Regions from separate parts of the Homo sapiens genome. Here region 1 is linked to region 2. The links are chromatin contacts, found by Hi-C in ENCODE. All regions are on one chromosome and are shown on one strand. Each heading gives the region's core, a stretch centred on a gene start or an enhancer-like site at or near the end of the contact. The rest is flanking DNA. Distances are from core to core; before and after follow the strand shown. Region 1 holds the start of SFTPA1 (surfactant protein A1). Region 2 holds the start of PPIF (peptidylprolyl isomerase F).

What was found. Hi-C counts contacts between places; a loop is a spot of excess contacts on that map. Pooled maps may share reads with other maps.
Region 1: a pooled map shows a loop between it and region 2 (12-fold over the local background). The contact joins the promoter of SFTPA1 here to the promoter of PPIF in region 2. A Hi-C loop is called at or near these places in 1 of 168 maps with a recorded cell type or tissue (psoas muscle) and 2 of 50 pooled maps.

What each region holds. Positions count from the first base shown.
Region 1 is chr10:79,606,179-79,612,208 of GRCh38, forward strand. SFTPA1 (surfactant protein A1) reads left to right here and starts at 4,761. Exons shown (of 6, transcript NM_005411.5): 1 at 4,761-4,804; 2 at 5,141-5,211; 3 at 5,625-5,819. The coding sequence starts at 5,648.
Region 2 is chr10:79,342,656-79,348,878 of GRCh38, forward strand. It overlaps PPIF (peptidylprolyl isomerase F), which reads left to right and starts at 4,814. Exons shown (of 6, transcript NM_005729.4): 1 at 4,814-5,088. The coding sequence starts at 4,894. RefSeq lists cis regulatory regions at 4,481-5,058, 4,558-5,599, 4,558-5,231, 4,558-5,109, 4,558-5,108 and 5 more and silencers at 4,588-4,997, 5,018-5,247.

The sequences.
Region 1 (6,030 bases), core at 3,511-6,010, 260 kb after region 2:
GGTAACATTGTCCAGGTTAACAGGGTGGTTTGGTTAGAGGGATCCTCAAATTCAAACAAATACTGGGAGTTGTGGTATAATGGTATGCAGAAGAAGGCATCCTTTAGGTCCAGGAACCATTTAGTTCCCTCAGGTATTTGAGCTAGCAGGGTATACGGATTGGGAATCATTGAATGTATTGGAACCACAGCCTCATTAACAAGGAGGTGGTTCTGAACTAGCCTCCATTTCTAGTTGGGTTTTTGTACCCCCAATATTGGGGTATTACAAGGGCTATTGCAGGGTTTGAGTGGGCCCTCCATCTTCAAGTTATCAATGATGGCTTCTAGTCCTTTCCTAACCTCTAGTTTCAGGGGATATTGTTTCTGGTTAGGAAAGGAGGTGGGATCCTTAAGATGGACCCAGACTGGTATGGTAGTTGTGGCTCTGACAATCTTCCCTAGAGTTGCCCAAACTTCTGGGTTAATATTGGTCTCTACTAGGATGAGACAAAGAGTTTCCCTAGGGGCCATCAGAATGATGGTCCCCACATGGGCCGGAATATCCCTACCCAACAGAGGAGTTGGGCTTTCAGGCATAATTAGAAAAGCTTTGGTGAACAACCCCAGGTACAGCTAAGGGGTTGGAAAAAATATCGGGTTAAAGACCTTCCTGAGATGTCCCTCACAGTCATGCTAAGAGAGGAGAGGGGGCCTGGATTCAAGAGGAGAACTGAGAGACCAGTCCCAGTGTCCAAAAGGAGGTCCACTTTCCTCTCTTCGATTTCCATGATTACCCAGGGCACCTTGATGATAATGGTGGTCTGGACTACAGGAGCCAGGAGAGGAGCCCTGGGACCTGTCAGTCCTGCTGCTGGACCATTTGGAAGACTGGCTCTGGACCTGGTGACCAGCATGCCCAGGAACAGTCCACCCTCCAGTGGTCCCCACTGCAGATTGGACAGGGTTGAGGTAGCTTCCTCATGCTGTCTGAGAAATTCTTGAAATGCCCTGATTTGCCACATCTGTAGCAATTGACAGGTGCACCCTGGGAATTCTGGGGTTTGTGGGCTTGTCTGCTGGCCATTAAAGTCTCTGTCTCTTTCCTGTATTTCCTCTCTCTCTTGTGCCTACCTATCTCTATTATAAAAAACCAAGGTGGGTACTTTCAGAAGGTTCTCTAAAGTACTCTCTTGTCCCAGAGCCTGTTTTGTAGCTTCCTCCTGATATCAGGGGCTGCCTGAGTAGTAAATTTATGCTTTAGGATTGGTTGTCCCTCAGCTGAATCAGGGGATAGACAGGTGTGCTTTACTAAGGCCTCCCTTGGCCTTTCCAGGAAGGCAGTGGGATTTTCATCAAATCCCTGGTCAATCATGGATGATTTAGTATAATTGAGAGGCTTGGTCCTGGTCTTACATAAGCCCTCCATTATGCACACCTGAAAGTGCCTCCTCTTCCAGGCTTCCATCTTGTCATTGGAATCCTATTTAGGGTAATCCATTGATACTGCTTCTCTCCCAGTTGGATAATGTTTGCCCCCTTCCCTGACACTATATGTGATACTAAGCTCATCCCCAAATCTCTCTGCTGCTTGCAGAGCAGCCTGCTTCTCAGTGTCTGTCAAGGTCTGGTTCAAAAGCAACATAATGTCTCTCCAGGAGAGATCAAATATTTGGGTGAAATTCTGGAAAGCCTCTATATATCTGTCGGGGTCATCTGAAAAGTTCCCAAGATCCCCCTTAATTCACTTTAAGTCCTGTAGGGAGGAGGGGAACTGGACCTTACTGGGCCCAAATTCACCAGGCATTGGTTGAAGGGGCAAGAGTGAGGTTGGGGCTTGTCTAGGGTGAGGATTTTTAGGAGGGGGCAAGTGAGAGGCTGAAGCTGAATAGGGAGGTCGAGGTAGACCCAGAGGGGAAGAGCTGGAGGGGGCTGGCTTCTCTGCTTGGGGTGCCTCTGGGATTCATATCTTTAGTTTCCTAGGCTTGCCCCTTGCAGTCCTCCCTGAGATGGCAAGCAGGAGGGCTGTATCAATCCTACACTGTCAGCAAAGGTCTGGATTGCCTTGCAAGGTATAGAAAACCTGCACATATGGGACCTCAGACCATTTGTCTTCATGTATACAGAAAAGGCCTGATCACCGGATACTATCGAAATGAAAGGTTCATTCCTGAGGTCCACCCGGTCCTTCATAATTTGGCCAAACCTTTGTGCAGAGGGCTATGAGGCATTTTTCTTCCAGATTAAGAGGATCAAAGCAGTCCCATTGGTTCTGGATACACTCCAGAGGGGTATAAGCTGGGAGTGGTGAAGAGAGATGGTTGCCTATTCTGAAAGACAGAGAATAGAGGCATGCCTCATTCCCTTCCTTCTTTAGTGAAAACTCAGGGTGTGATGGAGAGAGAAAGCAAGACTGTGGACTCTGAGGTGGCTTGGCATGGGCGCCCAAGGACTGGCAGTGTGAAGAGGATATCCCTGCAGAGGGAAGAAGCCCAACGTGGAGGGTGAGGCCCCGAGGAGAACGAGAAAGATACTGAAGGAGAGCGGACTGGACCGGCGGGGGCAGTGGAGCCTAAGCAGGGGGAGGAGGCTGTGGACACAGCTGAGTGGCCTGGTGTGGGCACTCGGAACTCAGCAGGAACTACAGCAATTCTTAGAGCTAAGAGTGACAAATTTGTGTTGGGAGAACCATCTTCTTAACGACATTCTTTAGATTCACTGGTGCCATGTGCTGGCAAACTGTAACTGTTTCAACATCAAACACACGTAGTGCCCCCTGCAGCCCGCAGGTGGGTGCTCGGCACCCCCTGGTGGTCAGTGGTAGGCCTCACGAACGAGTCCACATTGCTACAAATCAATCAATGGGCAACAGAGACAGTGTGATGAGGAATGGGATCTTTACAATAGCCCCAAAGTGCGTCCTCATAACATAGTCACTGATTAAAACCAGAAAAAGAATGTATTTATGGTAGTGAAGCGTGACACCCACCACCTTAATTCAATGATCAACAAGAACATCATCAATCTTGGGGCAAACTAAAGTCACATGCCGCCCGGTAGAATGGGAGAAGAGCGCAGCAGGATGTCTATCGCATTTCTGCTGAAGTTACAGAACCTGAATCTAATCATGAGCCAATACATTAAAAAAAAAAAAAAAAAAGTGAGGGGCATTCTACACAGTAACTCTCCTGTGATCTTCACACTGTGTTCAGGTCATGAAGGTGAAGGGAAGACAGAGGGCCTTTGTGGGTTTCAGGACCCTGGAGAAGCGTGACAACCGAATACGGCACATGGCTCAGAAATGGATCCTTTGCTATAAAGGACACTATTGGGGCATTGGGTACATTTTGCATAGGGCCTGAAGGCTATTTGGAGTTATTATATCCATGTTAATTTCTTGATTATGGTTATAATGCGAAAATGCCTTTGCATGAAAAACACATTAAAGTATTGGGGTGTTGGGGTTTCATGCTGACAACCTACTTTCATAGGTTCAGGGAAACATATTTGTACCGTGCCTGCAATTCTTCTGTAAATTTGATGTTTCAAGATAATAAAAACAAAAAGGAAACTGAGCCTCAAAATGTTACATAACCTGACTGAGTCCACATGGGTAATAAGTGACAGCTCTGGGTGAAAACTCAGGTGTGCCTTTCCCCTAAAGTCACGCCCTGCCCTGCCAACCACAAGGCCCTGCACATCTGAGTTGGCCTCTGTTCCTGCTCATCACCTGCAAAACAGCCCTGCCTCCCCACAGCCAAGTTGCTGGAGCTGCGCCCCACCTGCCCCCACCCTGCACTGGCCTGACTCCCCCATTCCACACCTGGCCCAGCACCCACCACATGGTGTGGCAGACAGCACTGGGGCAGCTGAAAGACTCCATGCTACAAATTGGCACTGCCCAGCTTCCTGCTTCTGGGAGTGGGGTCCATTGGCTGAGCTTCCGCTCCCTGGAAGAGCTCCAGACTCCTCAATGGTTTGGGATTTTTCAAACCAATTCCAAATAAGCCAGGGGAGATTTTCCTGTCTTGGTTCCCATCATTACCACCTCCACAGTTGGAGATTCCCTCCTAATCCAGATGCTCAAACCAGGACCTCAACAACTAGGGCTTCATATATCACTGGGACACTTAGCATAATCACCATTGCAGGTTGCCAGACATCACCCAAAGTGATGTTCTACCAAAGACAGAAACTGCAGCTCTCCCGTGACCTTCCAGGTGCTGCCCTGACTCCTCCAGCTGAACCTGCTAGGGCAGAGGGAAGTGGAACGTGCAGCATATTTGCCTGCCACTCTGCCCATGTGCCCACCAACTCAGCTGCAGGCTCCAGGGACACAGGCTGGTGGGGGGGCCTGGGGCTCATGGCTGAGCCAGGTCGCAGGACAGACAAGTTGGCCTGGATCAACCTGACCAATCTCAGCTGGAGCAGTGAGTTCTTCATTGTCTGAATCTAAACCAGGAACCCAGTGGGGCTTCCTTAGTGCCTGTGTAAGGGCTCTCGGCTTTCACTGCTAAGGAGCTTGCTAGGGGCAGGGTGGGTGACCTCAGCCAAGGGGGGGATTTCTCTTCTTACAGACCTGGAGTTCCTCTTTCGCAGGTTCTGTGCTCCCCTCAAGGGTCCTTTGAGATCCTCCAGCCTGAGTGCTCTTGGGGAAACATGCTGTGTAAACACTATGCCCATTTCCTGCCTGGAGCACAGGTTTTGTGGTAGGGCTCTCAGGGGTGAGGAGGAAGCCTGGCAGCCCCCACATCTATAAATGCTGCGTCTACCTTACCCTCTGACTTGGAGGCAGAGACCCAAGCAGCTGGAGGCTCTGTGTGTGGGTGAGTTTAGCCCCATCCCCTAGGTGTTCTCCAGCTTGAGGATCGCAGGCAGAGAGGACCAGCCCAGCAGCCACAGGCCTGACCAAAGCCCAGGCTGGGAAGGAGGGCAACTCCCCATTTTCCACTGGGAGGTGTTTCACAGCACAGTCAACATAGGTGACCTGCAAAGATCCTCATGTTTGTTATTTTCTTTGGCCAGATCCATCCCTACAGGGTTCAGCAGGGCCTACAGGAGGGGCAGTGAGAGAACAGACCCCAAAAAGAAAGGGGACTCCATGACTGACCACCTTGAGGGGGGCCAGGCTGCGGGCCCCGTTCATCTTTTTTCATTCTCAGGTCGCTGATTTCTTGGAGCCTGAAAAGAAAGTAACACAGCAGGGATGAGGACAGATGGTGTGAGTCAGTGAGTGAGTGACCTGACTAATAGCCTGGGAGGGACAGGGCAGGTTTTCTGCAGAGCACGGAAGATTCAGCTGAAGTCAGAGAGGTGAAGCCAGTTTCCCAGGGTAACATAGTGAGGCACTGAAAGAAAGGAGACTGCACTGGAGCCCAGGTCCCCGGGCTCCCCAGAGCTCCTTACTCTTCCTCCTCCTCAGCAGCCTGGAGACCCCACAACCTCCAGCCGGAGGCCTGAAGCATGAGGCCATGCCAGGTGCCAGGTGATGCTGGGAATTTTCCCGGGAGCTTCGGGTCTTCCCAGCACTCTGGTCTCGCCCGCCCTGCCTCTCGGGCTCTGCCCAGCTTCCTGAGTCCTGACAGAGCACAGTGGGGGAGATGTTGGCAGAGGTGGCAGATGGGCTCACGGCCATCCCTCCTGCAGGAGCAGCGACTGGACCCAGAGCCATGTGGCTGTGCCCTCTGGCCCTCAACCTCATCTTGATGGCAGCCTCTGGTGCTGTGTGCGAAGTGAAGGACGTTTGTGTTGGAAGCCCTGGTATCCCCGGCACTCCTGGATCCCACGGCCTGCCAGGCAGGGACGGGAGAGATGGTCTCAAAGGAGACCCTGGCCCTCCAGGTACTGTGCTGCAGACCCCACCCTCAGCTGAGGGACACAGACCCCTTTTCAGGAGGCCCATCTGTCCAGGCCCCTAGGCTGTGGGCCATAGTGAGCTGGGGGCTATAGTAAGCTGGGTGGGACTTCAGTCTGCAGGGCTGGTGGGTTCCTGGGGCCCTTATGATGGCGCATCCTGGAGAGTCTGTCCTCATAGTGCCCACGGAGTGATAGA
Region 2 (6,223 bases), core at 3,564-6,063:
AGGCTAGCTGGAAGAAAACGGCTGCGTGGAGGGGATGATGTCTGGCACAAGCCAGCTCAGAGGCACCACTCAGAGCCCACCTGCCCCTGGAGACACAGAGCCAGGTGAGTCAGGAAGAATTCCACTCTCCACTTGGCCCTAGTGTGACCTTGGGCACATCATTAATCTCTCTTGGCCTCCATTCCTTTATTTGTAAGACAGGGACAACAAGCTCCACTTTGCAGGGTCACCCTGAGGCTCAGAATGACATCTACAAAGTGCGGAGCCCAGCACGGAGGTATTAAGTGAGGCCCCGTCCCCTTCCCAGAGGCCAACAGGATGCCATGGCCAGACCCTCAGGCCCTCCCGCTGAGGACTCTCTCCCAGCTCCTCCACTCTCCCAAGCTTCAATCAGTCTCCCTCAGAGGCATGAGACAGAAATAACCAGCCCATTCCACGTCTTTACAAAGACAAGGAAGTCCTGTCTCTTGGACCAGTTCTCCCTGACCATGCCCGTGAGGTCCTTGCCAAGAGCTGGTGACCAAGCTTGCTGAGACAGCAGATCCAGGACTGGCTGTGCATGGAGCAATGGGATCTTCCAGGAGTCCTGGCTGGGGTGGGGTACTATGGGTATGAGTTATCCACTGCACATGGCAAATGACCCAACACTTAGTGGCTTCAAACAACAAACATGGATTATCTTGCAGATACTCCCAGAAGGCAAGCTCTGCTGAGTTGTGAGTTGCAGGGGGCTGTGGCCAGGCAGGTTGTGTGAGAGCCCAGCAGCTGAGGGTGAGCCACACCCTACTGAGCTCCACCCTACCACACTGGCTCCGCTCTCAGTGGCCCGCAGTGATCCAGATCACACGAGTAAAAGACCAGCTGGACTCCAGAGGAGAGCTTCGCCCCATCTTCCCCTTGTGGGTCTCTCTCTGATCACTGTGCCCACCACCTCCCTGGGCCTTAGTGGAACCTCCCTTCTCTGCCTCTGCCTCCCCATCATGGTCTGGTTCTTAGAAGCCAGCAGAGAGAGGATGATGAATGTACTGACTTTGCAAAGGCCACGGGGGACACTCCATCCCCAGAGAGTCCCACAGCAACCCAGTAGAAGGGTCTGGTGGCTTTCTGAGTCGCGGGGAACCTCTCTCTCAGTTTCCCTTCCCATGACAGATGCTATCCTGGACCCCAAACCCCTCAAGCATAACCAGACAGATGAAGTCCATGGCCTCATCCTACCTAAGGACCATTGTCTAGGCTGGCAGCACAGGTTGTATGACCCAGTGACTGGCACTGGTAATGATCTCAGCCTTCATGATATTTAATATTATAGAAACCCCACCTCATGCCCACACCGGGGCTACCTTCACCCCCAGCCCCTCCTGGAGGGTCTCTCCAGAACAACTGTAACTTTGTACCCCACGACAACCACAGCGTTCACTCCTGCCACACACAGGGCTACCTGGGAGAGGTTTGTTCAGCAGTTCCAGCATCTCAGGACACCATAACCTCCTGTCCCTGTCTTTGTCCTTCTGAATCCCCAGGGTGAAGCTCAGGGCTCAGAACACAGTAGGTGCTCTGAAAACATGTCTGCTGAGTGAACTTTGCAGAAAGGGCCCTGGGGAGAGTGAAGAGAGGGTCTGACCACAGTCCTGGTACTGCCCAGCTGTATGGCCTCGGGCCACTCCCCATCCTTCTCTGAGCTTCAGTCCTCTCACCTGTACAGTGGAAATCAGAGCTTACAAACTATCAGCCCAGAGTCCTCATCTAGTTTGGATACGGTGTTTACAGTTCATTCGGTGTTTAATTTTATTTTGAAATTCATTTCAAAAATTTGAAAACTAGATTTCTATAAAACTTAAAGTCTTCAGCTTTTATTGAAAGATGAGAAAACCTGGGTGGCCTGTGTGGACCCATAGTCCCATATACAATAATTGGCTGGCCTGGGCAGCAGCTACCTCTTTACCTGGGACATCCATTAGCTATCTGGATACAGTGCCACCTCCCCTCACTCCCTACATACTTACCAGCTTGCACCACTCATGTGTATCACCTGCCTGGCCCCCGCAGGCATCTGAGTTTGCAACCCCTGAATGAGATTCTGAGCTTAGCACAAACTGATTGTTCTTTGGCTTTGTGAGGCCTAGAGGTGGTGTTACAGGATCCCTAGGTGACAAAACCCATCAGCACCCTGGATAAAAAACCATGTGAGCTGAGTGGAGAGAAACACTGCTGTTTCTGAGGATAACACAGTCTATAAATAGCCTCAGAGCCAGGTGAGTGCTAACACCTGCCTGATGTCACCTGGGCCCGGAGCCCTCAAGGGCTGGGCATGTGTTCAGCTCATGGCTTAGCCTATAGACTATCCTTCTTCCTGATACCACTGAGAACAGAACAGGAAGGGATGACATCATAGCTAAGCCTTTGGGGAAGGTAGGCTTTTCTCTGGCTTAGGAGGTAGTGATGACGTTTGATTTTCCAAAGAGAGTGGAAGGAGTAACATGAATGAAAGAAGCTGGTTCCCAGTCCAGAGTCCTCAGCATGGAGTCTTTGCACTATTCATGGCTCCCCAGTGCTATCCAACAATGTCAGACCTCAGCCAGGCCTTCAGAGCCCTCTGTGATTGGGTCCCCACAGGCCTTTCAGCTCATGCTCACTATTAAAACCATCTCCCTAGTCCCTGAGCTCCATAGCCCCCTGGCCAACTCCACCGTTTCTATCTTACTGTGTTGTCTGCCCAGGCTTATCTCTCTTGCCTCCCCACCCTGTCCCAAGGACCAGCTTCGTGGTGAGAGTGAGAAGGGTTTGACATGCAATAACCCTGATTGTGAAGTCAGACAGACTGGTCCCAGTTCCAACAGCCTGCCCTTGGGCAATTCACTCCCCAGCCCCTGGGGCCTGGCTTCCCCATCTGCAAAACAGAGCTGTCTCTCAGGCAGAGTTCACAGCTGGGAAAGGGTTCTGAGAACTGAAGTGGTCAAGTGAATGAAGGCAGCACTCCCCTGGGGTGGGGATGCTCATGCTTCATCAGGATGGGGCATAAACTGAGTCCCCCCAGGAGCAGGCTTGAGAAACAACAGGGTACGCTGAGCTACCTGCTGTGGCTGAAGGTCCTGTGAGCTCAGGGCCTGGAACTGGCCGCAGGGAAGCCTGGGGCCTTAAGGAAGCTTCATGACAAGGCACATGGCGTGATTCCTCCACTCTCAAATCCACAGGATGCACTGGTAGAGGAAGGTCTGGGACATGTGCTGAGGGCTCAAGTGGGCTCCCCACTCAGGCCTGCTCACCTCAGGGCACAATCATAAGAAAGGAGGGGCTGCTCCCCAGGGCAGAGTGAGGCCCCATTCTGGGCTGGGACCTGGAATGCATCCCACCTGGGCTTCACTGGGTGCCTAGGCCCCTCCTAGGCCAGGAATCGGAGAAGGGGGCTATGAACTTCCAGAAGCCAAGCTAGCCAAACTTCCAGAGGCCAAGCTAGCATTCTTATGAAGCTAGGGCACTGCTCTGACCTCATGAATTTGCTTGGCTGGCATTTTGCTGCCTGACCTGTTCCCATGAGCCCATTCAGGATCTGGGGCAGGTCAGTCCAGAGCTGGTCCCTACTCCTGCCCACCTGCCTCCAAGGCTCAGCCCCACCCCTTTCTCTGACCCCTCAGGCCTCTAACTGAGACCGCAGCTCTCTGAATCCCAAACTGTGAGAAAGACAGTCCAGACTCTGTCCATCACAGATGCCCACAGGCACAGTACTTAGTTGACAAATCCATGTCTCTCTCGTTCATTTTATCCTAAGAACAGACACGAGAAAAAAGCAGGATGAGGAGCATGATCGCACCCTTACCCTCCAGATGGGAAACTGAGGCCCAGAGAGGCCTGGAGCACTGGTGCAAGCTGGTAGCAATACTCCAGGGCTCCCTAGCCCTAGCCAGTGCCTTCCTGTGTCCAGGCCTCAGCTTCCCCTGGGGACAGTACAAGTGTTGGGCCAGATGCTCTCTCAGGTCCCTGCGTGGCATCCATTTATTGCAGACCTCCCACCACCTTGCAGTGAGGGTGGCTCTGGCTGCTGGGAAGCCCACTTTCAGCACGTGGGGTTTAAATGCTCCTGCTGTGGGTCTCCCCACTGAGTCCCCTCCCAGGGTGCATGCTGATGGGAGGGGGCAGCTGGCAGTCTGCCCCGGGGCTGTCAGTGTGGGTCCTAGGAGGAGGGATCAGACCCAGTCCTGGGGAGGGCTGGGGGCCTGAAAGGAGCATGATGAGCCCAGGCTGCGTTTTCAGTCTTGCTAGAAGCAGGTCTGGTCCCCAGAAACAACTAGAGACAGGCCCAGGCCGGGACAAGCAGGCTAGGGGGCATCATGGGAGGTGTCTCAGCTTATCTCCTCCCTCTTGCGCCTCTAGCTCACTAATCCCGCCTCTCATCTCACCTTTCTCTAACCCTCTCAGACTGCAGGACCTAGGGCAGCAGGGAAGCTTATTTGGCCTGAGCCTTACCTGCAAAGGGCTCAAAGGTAGACTTTTGCTATTATATTCAAATTGCAACGTATAGATGCTCATATTTTGGAATTAATTACGTTTTAGCAGTTTTTCTTTTTTTAAAAAAATCTGCTGGTACCTTAATAAACATGGAACCAGCAACCTTTTGCCAGGTGTCTGTTCTCCGGGTCTCTGGGCCTGGAGGCGGGAGTGTTTCAAAGCACTTCACGCTCCGCGGCCCCACCGGCTGGCTGCGCTGCCCGCTGCGGCCGGCAGGGGTAGTCCACGGACAGGCCTGGAGGAGGCGGGACGGGGGCAGGGCCGGGAACCTGGGCAAGCCAATAAAGGCTGCGGCGCGCGGCTGCGCGGGACTCGGCCTTCTGGGCGCGCGCGACGTCAGTTTGAGTTCTGTGTTCTCCCCGCCCGTGTCCCGCCCGACCCGCGCCCGCGATGCTGGCGCTGCGCTGCGGCTCCCGCTGGCTCGGCCTGCTCTCCGTCCCGCGCTCCGTGCCGCTGCGCCTCCCCGCGGCCCGCGCCTGCAGCAAGGGCTCCGGCGACCCGTCCTCTTCCTCCTCCTCCGGGAACCCGCTCGTGTACCTGGACGTGGACGCCAACGGGAAGCCGCTCGGCCGCGTGGTGCTGGAGGTGAGACCGCTCGCAGGGCCGGCCTGGGCGCGGGACACGGGCCCGGGGAGAGCCCTGGGCCCCGGGCGGCGCGGTGCCGGGCGCGCTGGGTGACCTTGGGCCTCCCCATGCCGAGCTCTGGGCCTCAGTTTCCCCATTTCTGAGAATGGGCGTCAGAATGATTTCTTCCGGCCTCCCTCGGAGCACTGGAGCGGGGGAGACGGGAGGGAGGGCACGTGTGGAGGAGAAAGCTCAAGGTCAGATCGCAGAGAGGGAGGGCTCAGCACCTCTGGGCCGGCCCGGGCACGAGGGAGGGGCTCCAGGAGCCTTCTGGGGCTGAGCCTAGATCCGGAGCTCCGAGGTGGGTGTCGGGGGTCTTGGGGTGAGCGTCGTGGCCCAGCGGGTGCTCACGTGGCGGCCCTTGCACAACACGGAGCGCTTCCTGGCTCCGGCCCCGCCCCTGCGGTCGGGCTCACACTGGGGGTGCTGGGAAATGGAGCGAGAGGTGGTTTCCAGCAGTAGTGCGGGCCCAGTAGGCCTCAGGCCCCGGCCACCTGGTGGACCCCAGAATGCCCCTCCTGCGAGTCGGGACACACTCAGAGACAGTGTGCCCGGCGCCTCAACCCCTGCCACTGTCCTTGGGGGCCACACTGAGCACCTCCCCTAACTCTGTTTTTGGGTCTTTTCTAAAGCAAAGTAAGAAACAGTCACCAGGGTAGCTTTAGAGGGAAAGCCCTAGTGGAGCCTTCAGGTCGGCCACACATTGACAGCAGGGGTCTGTTTGTGTTGACTGGCCCGTATCCCAGGGAGCCCTTAGTATTTCTTCTTCATTCTCAGTTTCTTCTGGAAAATAGGGACACCCTTCCTGCTTCCATTTGGTTCCAGGGTGGGTCTTGCAGCTTCGAGGGTAGAGGCTGGCTGGGATGGGGCTTCAGCCTTCCCTCCCCACACCCTCATGCCTCTCCCTGGGCCTCAGTTTCCCAACCCCGAATGGAGGAGCTGGTCTGGCTTCTACCTTAGACACACTCTCTTGTCCCTGAATTTCTGATGCTTTGGGCCCAGCTGTGGGAGCACTGCCAGCTGTGTCCACAGAAGTAGGCCAAGATAGCATTGTCATCTCTTCTGACAGATTAGGAAACCAAGGCCACCTCCTCCA